Linked DNA regions of Homo sapiens: regions 2 and 3 are each linked to region 1. The links are chromatin contacts, found by Hi-C or POLR2A ChIA-PET in ENCODE. All regions are on one chromosome and are shown on one strand. The core of a region is the stretch at or near the end of the contact, and the rest is flanking DNA. Distances in the headings are between cores, read along the strand shown. Region 1 holds the start of FOCAD (focadhesin). Region 2 holds the start of DENND4C (DENN domain containing 4C). Region 3 holds the start of CDKN2B-AS1 (CDKN2B and CDKN2A antisense cis and trans regulatory RNA 1).

What was found. Hi-C counts contacts between places; a loop is a spot of excess contacts on that map. ChIA-PET counts read pairs that join two places held with the same protein, here RNA polymerase II (POLR2A). Pooled maps may share reads with other maps.
Region 2: a pooled map shows a loop between it and region 1 (9-fold over the local background). The contact joins the promoter of DENND4C here to the promoter of FOCAD in region 1. A Hi-C loop is called at or near these places in 1 of 37 single-sample maps with no recorded cell type and 9 of 50 pooled maps. POLR2A ChIA-PET finds 5 or more read pairs at or near these places in 2 of 52 experiments (RWPE1 and activated naive CD4-positive, alpha-beta T cell).
Region 3: a loop to region 1 is called in a map of B cell, with 6 times the contacts of the local background. The contact joins the promoter of CDKN2B-AS1 here to the promoter of FOCAD in region 1. A Hi-C loop is called at or near these places in 1 of 168 maps with a recorded cell type or tissue (B cell), 1 of 37 single-sample maps with no recorded cell type and 8 of 50 pooled maps.

The regions. Positions count from the first base shown.
Region 1 is chr9:20,682,509-20,685,865 of GRCh38, reverse strand. FOCAD (focadhesin) reads right to left here and starts at 1,607. Exons shown (of 44, transcript NM_001375567.1): 1 at 1,573-1,607. FOCAD-AS1 (FOCAD antisense RNA 1) reads left to right here and starts at 1,116. Exons shown (of 2, transcript NR_121601.1): 1 at 1,116-1,298; 2 at 2,325-2,564. RefSeq lists an enhancer at 1,165-1,905 and a silencer at 1,305-2,004.
Region 2 is chr9:19,229,216-19,232,572 of GRCh38, reverse strand. DENND4C (DENN domain containing 4C) reads right to left here and starts at 1,880. Exons shown (of 33, transcript NM_001330640.2): 1 at 1,740-1,880. RefSeq lists silencers at 1,333-1,472, 1,693-2,062, 2,143-2,442 and enhancers at 1,076-1,581, 1,582-2,088, 2,473-2,722.
Region 3 is chr9:21,992,684-21,996,040 of GRCh38, reverse strand. It overlaps CDKN2B-AS1 (CDKN2B and CDKN2A antisense cis and trans regulatory RNA 1), which reads right to left and starts at 1,250. Exons shown (of 19, transcript NR_003529.4): 1 at 880-1,250. LOC124902130 (a long non-coding RNA gene) reads left to right here and starts at 2,013. Exons shown (of 2, transcript XR_007061436.1): 1 at 2,013-2,155. It also overlaps a transcript of CDKN2A not described here. RefSeq lists silencers at 797-996, 1,317-1,576.

The DNA of each region.
Region 1 (3,357 bases), core at 358-2,857:
TCCAGCTCCTCCTGATAACCTTTTGGTTATCAGGCGTCAACTGGAGACAACAATCAGTTAAAATCCAGTAAATTTGGGGTTAATGAAACAAATGTTAAAATAGATATAATATTGATAAACATTAGCCAAGAGATGGTAACTACCTAACATTGATTAAGTAAGCAAATAATCAAGGCAGAGGTTTTAGCTTCCACTAATCTATAAAAGCAAGTGAAAATGCTTTGAAAATTGCATTTTTATGCAATTGTTTCAATATCATACCTTTGTATGTAACATTAAAAAGCTCATGATTACTTCATTTCAAAATTCAGATGAGTCACAGTGCTTTCTACGCAGGAATTGGATGTGAATCAAAATTGTAAACATGCACTTGCTTGGTAGTCAAAAAGTGAATGTGGACAGATACAATGTTCGTTGACACAGTAAAACATAATCATAAAATGCATCCTGTGTTTTTAAAATAGTTACTTCCTGTTAACACAGTTCAGGAAACATGCCATCTACCCTCCTCTCCTGGAAAATCTCAAAATTATACTAATCCCATTCCTCTTCTTACAGATAGGCCACTGAAACCTGGAGTCATTACTGATACAGTTATCAGGATTACACCCTCAGAGCCACGATGGTTTCAGGGATACTAGAACCTGAAAATAACAAAAAAAAAAAAAATTTCCAACTCAAATCTAGACAATAAAACTAACATATAAACTGGAATAAAACGCAGGAAATGCCGATTTTAATACCTGGTATGAGGCTGACCATTAAGGCATCCATCAAAAAAGTTTGGAATGTATGAATGAATGACTGCATGAAATTGGCAGGATTTCATTCATTTCAAAAGCTCCAAATTCAGGAACCACACTGAGATATCAGGACGCCACAGCTGAAACTAAAACTCATGAAGGGTAAATGCAACATAACTGCACGTCTCCACGCGTTAGCTGCTGCGAAAATTTCAAAACATACATCTAACATACTCTTTCTTCAAGTAATTGCCGCAAGTGCGGACGGAGCCAGAGAACTAGGAGACTGAAAACAGGCCCTGCTCACCCATAAGCCTTTGCATTATAAGTGGACATGATCTGAGTGAGTCACCGGGAATGAGAAGGAGACAGTCACCCCAGGCCAGGCAGGACGCGGCCAGAATCTCCTGCTCTGCCCCCAACTAGGGAACCGGTCGAAGGAGAGTGGGACGACTGCAACCTGCTGCAGCTAAGTATGCAAGGATCGCGCCGACCGGCTTCCGAGTCGAGATCCCACTAAGTCCCACCGCAGTCACCACAGCCAGCCCTGCCCAGGTATCTCGGAGCTCCGTAACCTCAGAAGGCCTAGTCCTCCAGAAGCTGAGAGCCCCAGCAGGACCGGACGAGGGCAAAAAGCCCCCTCCCGGCTGCCCCTCGCCGCGACGCGGCCCTGCCGCCACATGCTCCACTGCCCCGTCTCCCAGCTCAGCCCCAGCCCCGCAGGGCCTCAGCCGCCCTCCATGCAAGCCGACCGGGCCGCAGGCGGCGCGACCCGGCGGCTCCCGAGCAGGGGTGCAGCGGTGGCAGCCCGCCGCCCCGCACGGCTTACCTCCCTTCTGCCACAAGCTCAGCCCAGCGCCGGCTGCCTGACGTGGCCCGCCCCGCCGCCTCGAACGCCCGGGGGCGGGGACTGCAGGAGAGAGCCAATGGGCTGCATATCGCGAGGCCCTGTTCCGCCTCCTCCGGCTGGGGCCCGCCCTCCCCGGCTCGCGCGCACGCGCGTCTAAGGCCCGGGCCGCGCACTGCGGTTGAAAGGCGGCGTGGGCGGCGGACCCGCGCTCTGCAGCCGAGCTGGTGCGGGGAGGGCTGCGCGCGGGGGCTGGCTGTGGAGCAGCACCGCAGTGAGGAGTTAGCCCAAGGAAAATCAGATTAAAGGAAACTGCCTAGAGATGCCACTGCAGCGTGCCCGGGTAGTCCTGTTGGCAGCCTGCCCCTATGCAGCTTTTGGCAATACAGAACAGCTTCTTGGTATTTGGAGATTTTGTTTCTCGGGGGAAATAAATAATACTGATAACATTAAGGATTCAGAAAATTTAAAGCAGACAGCCGACTTGCCGCGAAGACGCTTCGTTCTTCGCCTAATAGCTACTTGGTGTCTTTACTTCATTTGGCCAACACATAACACTGCAGCTCTCCACGCCACTGTGGTATATCCACTTGTTAGATAGTCCTGAGGTAGTTCTAGCCCAAGTGTTTCTGCTGATCTAATCTGGGGGGAATTGGCGCGAGTAATTATTCTGTTACGATTTTGCGCAATACTTACTGAATGATAAACATGTATTTTCTCGTGGGGCGGGGCAGGGGCTCCCACGTGAGAAGGCTGTAACAGACAGACAGCAGCCACGATGAAACACGCTGAAAAGAGCCAGCAGAAAAAAACGAGGAGAGACTGGTATGACGGAGTGGAATTCCGGTTGTGGATGACAGAATGGAAATTTTACGCAAGATGAAAGAGTTAAGACAAATTACTCTAAAAATATCTGACTTAGTTGTTTCTAAACCCTGGGGCACCCTTAGGAAAAAATAAAAATAAAAAAACAAGTGCCTGGGCCTCATCACTTGGTTGAAAAAGGTCTGCTGCCAGATCTTGACATTGATATTTTTCTAAGTTTCCAAAGTCATTTTAATGTGTAGACAAGAAGTTCTGTTTCTCATTTGTAGGAAGAATTTGGTTCCCCATCACCTCAGAAAAGTAATTATGTATCACAGACCGTTAACAGTTTTCCCAATAACCAACTATGCATTCACCCTCTAAGAATTTATCTAAATTAATCTTGGGGCCAGGTGGGGGGGCTCACACCTGTAATCCCAGCACTTTGGGAGGCCGAGGAGGGCGGAGTTCAAGACCAGCCTAGGCAACGTGGTGAAACCCCATCTCTACTAAAAAAAACATACAAAAATTAGCCCGGCGTGGGGTTGCGCGCCTGCAGTCACGGCTACTCTACTCAGGAGGCTGAGGCAGGAGAATCGCTTGAACCCGGGAGGCGGAGGTTGCAGTGAGCCGAGGTGGCGCCACTGCACTCCAGCCTCTGATGGAGTGAGACTGTCACAATCAATCATTCAATCAATCAATATTGAACCTACTTAAAGTTATTCAACCTCTGTTATCCTTTGCTTCAAAGGAGTTTTATAAGGCTTATAATTCCCTTTTTATGGACTTTGATGATACTCTCTTTCAGTCTTCCAAATGCACCAGTATTTCTTTTAGGACTATTTTAATATTTTTTCTTCTATTCCTATATTTCTTGAGGCTCATTAGTCAAAATTATAATTAAACACATAACTCTGTAAACAGCGCTGTTCTAAGTATATAAATTTATTTAATCCACAGAAC
Region 2 (3,357 bases), core at 631-3,130, 1.5 Mb after region 1:
AAGCATACAGGACTAAATTACTCCAATATGCAACTTCAAAATTTCTCCAATATACAACGACAACATTTCTAACATCATAGCTTTTCTATTACCCAAATCAGTAAGTCTAAATAGTAGTACTGTACACTGCACGAGGTACTATTGGCCAAAGTCAAGTCGCATATGATCAGTTCACTACAACAGGTTATACAAAAGATCAGACCCCTAATCTCAATAAACTATTTTGCAAAATGGTCAACGGAGATACCAATGCGGAGGAAAGTGTGGATTGAGTGGCAGAAAACCCTTTGCCACTACTGAAAAAAAAAACAAGTCAAAGCAAGCCTATATGACAGGCAGATCATGTTCATGAATACAAATCTAACTTCATTGCCGACTTCCCAGTCTCACAGCAAGACGGCAGTTTACCAACTCTTTAACAGTAATACAAAGAACAGGACAGAAAATATAGTTTCTTTTTTGCATGCTATAGTGATCAAGAATAAAGGATACCTTTAATGTTCAAAGATGAAAACTTCCTTTTGCAACTAATATTGCTCTTATCGCGTGTACACAGAAAAATCATACAACGCTCTGCATTTCTGATAGAGTAATACACACTATCACATCAAATCAAGTATTTATCCAGAACTTAGCGCCTTAGCACTAACGTTCTCCCCTCTCATTATACACAGACCGGAAGGGAAAACCTATTCCTACGTAAATTAGGGCCTAGGAAGAACGCCTCAACACGGGTTTGCACACAATTAAGCAGGCTCAGTGGGTCAATTTCTCAGGCTACAACGCTTGACAGTATCTCGGAGGCACAAAGAGACAGCTGAGGGTTCACTACTGGAAATGACACTTTCCCTCAAATTTGCACAAGTACCCGCGGTAACTACCCTAAATTTTCCCGTGTGACAAACATACATAAGGGGAGAAGGAGGCGGTACTATTTAAAAACTGGGTAATTCCTTATTAGTGCAGATAAAAGACGGTCTTCGAGAGGGAAAAGGTCTATCAAGCAGAAAAGGGGAGGAAAAAAAAAAAGACGTGACAGCATTCTTAAAACAGAAAAAGTTACAGCTCTTTACAGGAGTCAGCCTTAGGACTTCATTCCTTGGTTTTGTGTTTAGTCACTCCAGAGTTAAAAGGATACTGCCCTCCTAGAAAGTCATCCCCGACAAAGAAGCCCTGAGGATCGGCCACCGTAAGACAGAGAAGGAAATGTCTTCAATTCACCAGAGACACCTGCCCAGGTCCCCCTCCTCCCCGTTGTCCCCGACACTTCTCAGTCCCCCGACTCCTCTCGAGACTGCCCGCCACCCCTGGCTCTAGCTCTCCGCTCTCTCAGCCTCGACCCCCTCTGGGAAGCCCCGATCCTGCTCCCTCCGCACCCCGGCCCCCACCAAAGCGGCCGTCGCCCCGGCGGTCCCCCGGGCCCAGACCCCTCGCGCTTGTACGCAAACGATTCTCATGGGCCCGGCGGGCGACGCGGGGAGGCTCTTCAGGGGCAGCCTTTCCCCGACTGCATCCCGCAGGATCCGGGGACTCCCCGCCCCCGGAAACCGCGGAGAAACTAGGCCACGAACGCCAGCCGCGGCCACTCTCCGCCTCCTCGGCGACCCCCCGCGGGCCAGCCACTCGGAACTCAGCCCTCCGGGCTCTACCTGTCCCGCGCCCTCCCAGCCTTGCAGCGCAGGCCCCGCGAGGGCACGGCGCAGGCTTCCTCCGCCAAAGGCCCCGCGCCGCAGCCTCACCTGCTGCCTGCTCCTCTGTCAGCGCAGCCCCGACACGGCTTCTTCCTGGGGCAAGAAAGCACCGGATTCGCGGACTGGGCGCGCTCGGCAGGGCAGGGCGGGGGACTAGCTCCAGCGGCCGCCGCCGCCTCAGTCCGGTCTGCGCCTGCGCCGCCTCGCGGGCAGGGTCTCCGAGGGGCGCCGCCTACAGCCAGGGGCGATGGCCGGAGCGCTGGCCCGCGCGGGTGCCTCCGCGCTGTGAGCCGTCGGACAGTGCGGGCGGCGCGTCGCCTAGGAGCTGCCCGCGGCGCAGCCGTCCCAAGACCTGACCGCCATGTTTCTGTTCCCTTTTTCTCCCCCGCCTTCCGCCCCTTTCCACAAAACAGCACTTTCTTTTCCCCCTCCCTCTCCCTTTCCTCCTGCGGGGGCGGGTGGAAAAGGGCGGGGGGTGGGAGGGAGAAGACGCAGGGAGGAGGGGGGCGGTGCGGTGCTCAGGCCCCTCCCCCGGGGAGGGCCGAGGCCCTGCAGCCACCGCTCCCCTCCCCCGCCCGACCCCTGTGCGACCCCCGCGGGGCGCGGGGTCTGAGCCTTGCGGGCCTCCGATCCCCTCCTCAGCGTTCGCGCGGCCGAGCCTGCAGAAACAGAGCTGGGGAGAAAGCGCTCTGGAGGCCGCTGTGCACCCCTTCCTGCAGGGCTCAGACTGGCGGTGTGATGTGGGTTTATTGCCTTGGCCTGAGGCAGGTGGCGGCTGCTTCTCTCGGAGTTTTCAAAGACAGGGAAAGTGATGCCGAGTGGCTGAAGGTCACTGAGGACAGTGCCGGGAGATACGTGAAGATTCCTTCCCAGGGAAGGAATCTGGAATTCCCACGCATGAGTAGAGGGCTCTAGAGAGACCCGCGCGCTGGCCCTTCCCGAAACCCCTTGGCTCCAGTGCACCATGTGAGTCCCTGGCCGCGCTCGGTGTCTCTCCTTCGGCCCAGATTTGGGGATGGGAATTCCTAATGGAGAAATCGCTCATTTGCATAGTCAGTACCCTCACGCCTCCTAAGTGTAGCCTCATTATCGACACAGACGCCTGCAGAGTCGTTTCTCTATAATGCAAATTTTGCAGGATATTTTTGAACAACGTTTTTGAGTTATCATAGTAAATGAAAAAGCAATTACTAGTTATTTAGGAAGAAGGAAATGGTTTGAAGTAGAGATAACTTTTTTACCTCTGGGGGGAAAAAAAGGCGAATGACTTCAGATTCCATGGCAGGTCAAAATCAGAACTGGTAAGATTTCTGCATATCTGGTGAGTATCCACATAAATAATCATTTTCCTGAAAATTACACTCTCCTTATTTAATCTGTATTTTTGCATAAAAATGTGAGATTATACCTGGGTCATAAATGCACTGCTGTCCATTTATTTCTGAAGTTTATTGCATAGCCATGGATAATTTGAGTTTTATATTCAATAGCAGAAACTATTTTTCTAACCACGTAAGCAGTCAGAATTGATTTCAGAAGAAATGCGCAGCAATAAAAGTTAAGGCTTATTTAATAACAGTTTGGGGCCAATTTGGTCCCCCTGGAAACTATCTTTGACATTGACAATCCGAAGAGCAAAAGTTTAAGAAAGGATCTAATACTTCAA
Region 3 (3,357 bases), core at 1-2,500, 1.3 Mb before region 1:
CCACTTCTTCAACTAGGCCACTAGGCCCAAGCGCATGAACAGGAAGCCACTGAGAAGCGGGCCACATTTCCAGGTTCCCGGAGCTGGGCCTAGTCCCGAATCCTCTGGCACACACCCACCCACTCAGGCCGCGGGTCCAGCCCGCGAGGTTTAGGACGGATCCAGGCAGACCGCAGGCTCCGGGTCGGGGCACCGGGTCAGCGCGCCGGCCTGAAGGCGGCGTCCTGGGCTCGACTTCCCGCGCGCGGAGAGCCGGCGAGCCCGCGTCCGAGTTCCTGGACGAGAGCCGAGCCTCGCTTAGACCGCGCTCAGGACCCGGCTCCTCCGCATTCTCCGGCTGCCCCTGTGTCCTCGACTCACCCCTCCTTTCTGCCGCTCCTTCCTTTCCTTGCCCTGCTTTTACTGTTCCCAAACAGGACCGCTTTTCCTGTCTCCCAGCTGGAAAGGAGGAAGGGAGAGAGTCCAGAAAGGATCGGTGATGTGGAAGAAAAGGGGAGGAGGGGACATGGAGGGGGAGACCGGAGAGAGAACGTACGCCGAGGAGTCAGGCGGCGGGATCAAGGGGAGTCGGGGTGTCTGGGCGCGGGGCAGAGCGTGGAGGCGGCAGCGGCCAACGGTCGCCAAGACAACCATTCTACGCGAGGACGCGGCGACAGGAGGGGAGCGGCCAGCAGGGGAGGGGAGCGCGGGGGAAGAGGAAAGAGGAAGAAGCGCTCAGATGCTCCGCGGCTGTCGTGAAGGTTAAAACCGAAAATAAAAATGGGCTAGACACAAAGGACTCGGTGCTTGTCCCAGCCAGGCGCCCTCGGCGACGCGGGCAGCTGGGAGGGGAATGGGCGCCCGGACCCAGCTGGGACCCCCGGGTGCGACTCCACCTACCTAGTCCGGCGCCAGGCCGGGTCGACAGCTCCGGCAGCGCCAGCGCCGCGCCGTGTCCAGATGTCGCGTCAGAGGCGTGCAGCGGTTTAGTTTAATTTCGCTTGTTTTCCAAATCTAGAAGAGGAGCGGAGCGGCTTTTAGTTCAAAACTGACATTCAGCCTCCTGATTGGCGGATAGAGCAATGAGATGACCTCGCTTTCCTTTCTTCCTTTTTCATTTTTAAATAATCTAGTTTGAAGAATGGAAGACTTTCGACGAGGGGAGCCAGGAATAAAATAAGGGGAATAGGGGAGCGGGGACGCGAGCAGCACCAGAATCCGCGGGAGCGCGGCTGTTCCTGGTAGGGCCGTGTCAGGTGACGGATGTAGCTAGGGGGCGAGCTGCCTGGAGTTGCGTTCCAGGCGTCCGGCCCCTGGGCCGTCACCGCGGGGCGCCCGCGCTGAGGGTGGGAAGATGGTGGTGGGGGTGGGGGCGCACACAGGGCGGGAAAGTGGCGGTAGGCGGGAGGGAGAGGAACGCGGGCCCTGAGCCGCCCGCGCGCGCGCCTCCCTACGGGCGCCTCCGGCAGCCCTTCCCGCGTGCGCAGGGCTCAGAGCCGTTCCGAGATCTTGGAGGTCCGGGTGGGAGTGGGGGTGGGGTGGGGGTGGGGGTGAAGGTGGGGGGCGGGCGCGCTCAGGGAAGGCGGGTGCGCGCCTGCGGGGCGGAGATGGGCAGGGGGCGGTGCGTGGGTCCCAGTCTGCAGTTAAGGGGGCAGGAGTGGCGCTGCTCACCTCTGGTGCCAAAGGGCGGCGCAGCGGCTGCCGAGCTCGGCCCTGGAGGCGGCGAGAACATGGTGCGCAGGTTCTTGGTGACCCTCCGGATTCGGCGCGCGTGCGGCCCGCCGCGAGTGAGGGTTTTCGTGGTTCACATCCCGCGGCTCACGGGGGAGTGGGCAGCGCCAGGGGCGCCCGCCGCTGTGGCCCTCGTGCTGATGCTACTGAGGAGCCAGCGTCTAGGGCAGCAGCCGCTTCCTAGAAGACCAGGTAGGAAAGGCCCTCGAAAAGTCCGGGGCGCATTCGGCACTTGTTTTGTTTGGTGTGATTTCGTAAACAGATAATTCGTCTCTAGCCCAGGCTAGGAGGAGGAGGAGATAACCGCCGGTGGAGGCTTCCCCATTCGGGTTACAACGACTTAGACATGTGGTTCTCGCAGTACCATTGAACCTGGACCTCCCTTCACACAGCCCCTCAATCGTGGGAAACTGAGGCGAACAGAGCTTCTAAACCCACCTCAGAAGTCAGTGAGTCCCGAATATCCTGGGTGGGAATGACTAAGACACACACACACACACACACACACACACACACACACACACACACACAGTAGGAAAGGTGTATTTCAAGCACACTTTCTTTCTCCTTGGGGAGAATTATTGCTAACCATCTAAGTTTTCTGGAGGCGGCCTTTTTTCTCCCCAGCCTCCCGGCGGGGTCACCCTCTCCCACCTTCCAGGAGAGTGGAGGACCCGTGAGATACGGGGCACGCAGGCAGCGACTTCCTGAAATGCTAACAAGGATCGTAGGATCAGTTACTGCTGCGAGGAGCAAGCACTTGCTTCTTGGGGGAGTTTTGCAGCCAACAGGGAAATGGGCTTTCTTTGTGAGTTAGAGGTAGAGGTCCGGCGGCCTGAGTGATTGAAACTGCTCGGGACAATGCTCGTATGTTTAGCAAACGACAGAACTGTAGAACTGTTCCTGAGAAATCCCAACTGATAGTATTTTAGTCATCTCAGACGACAGTTAGCACAGTTTAAAAATGAGGCCTACTTCTTGAAAAACAGAATCCAAGGTAGTTTTGTCCTCACATTGACAAATGTTGACACAGCCAGTGTAATTTCCTATAACCAGGAAAACTGAAAGAATATATGTACAGTTAAAATATGTACAATGCTAATTAAAACTTGTGTAATAAGTCTAAAAGTAATTTAATGAGGCTTCACTTTTATGACCGTCCTTGTGGTATGCTTCGCCAGGAATATATAGCTTCAAAAAGCAAAGGCCAGCGGAGGGGTAATTATTTTTTTACTGCAATGTTAATTGTCTCTTTGACATGGAAATATAAACCTGTTAAAACTATCAGTGTTTAATTTAGTGTCTCAATTTCTATTAGCAAAAATTTATAATCTATAGGATAAATGCACATTTTATTTTTTACTTTTCATATTATGCAAGTTAATTTTTTTAATTTAGTCAAAGGAGCTTATAAAGGATTTCAGGGCCTGTTGCTGGATTTGATTTTAATTCATTTTGAAACATTGACAAGACCCTGGTTGTTGTTTTTTTTAACAGTGGTTTATCCGTATCAGCAAAAGTTTAGCCACTGTGACCGGTAACTGTATGAATATAGTTCTTAATATTATTGTCTATATAAAAATATTTATTACTCTAGTTAATATTATTCTATATAAAATCATTTTGTTTAAATTATTAAGTTGCCTC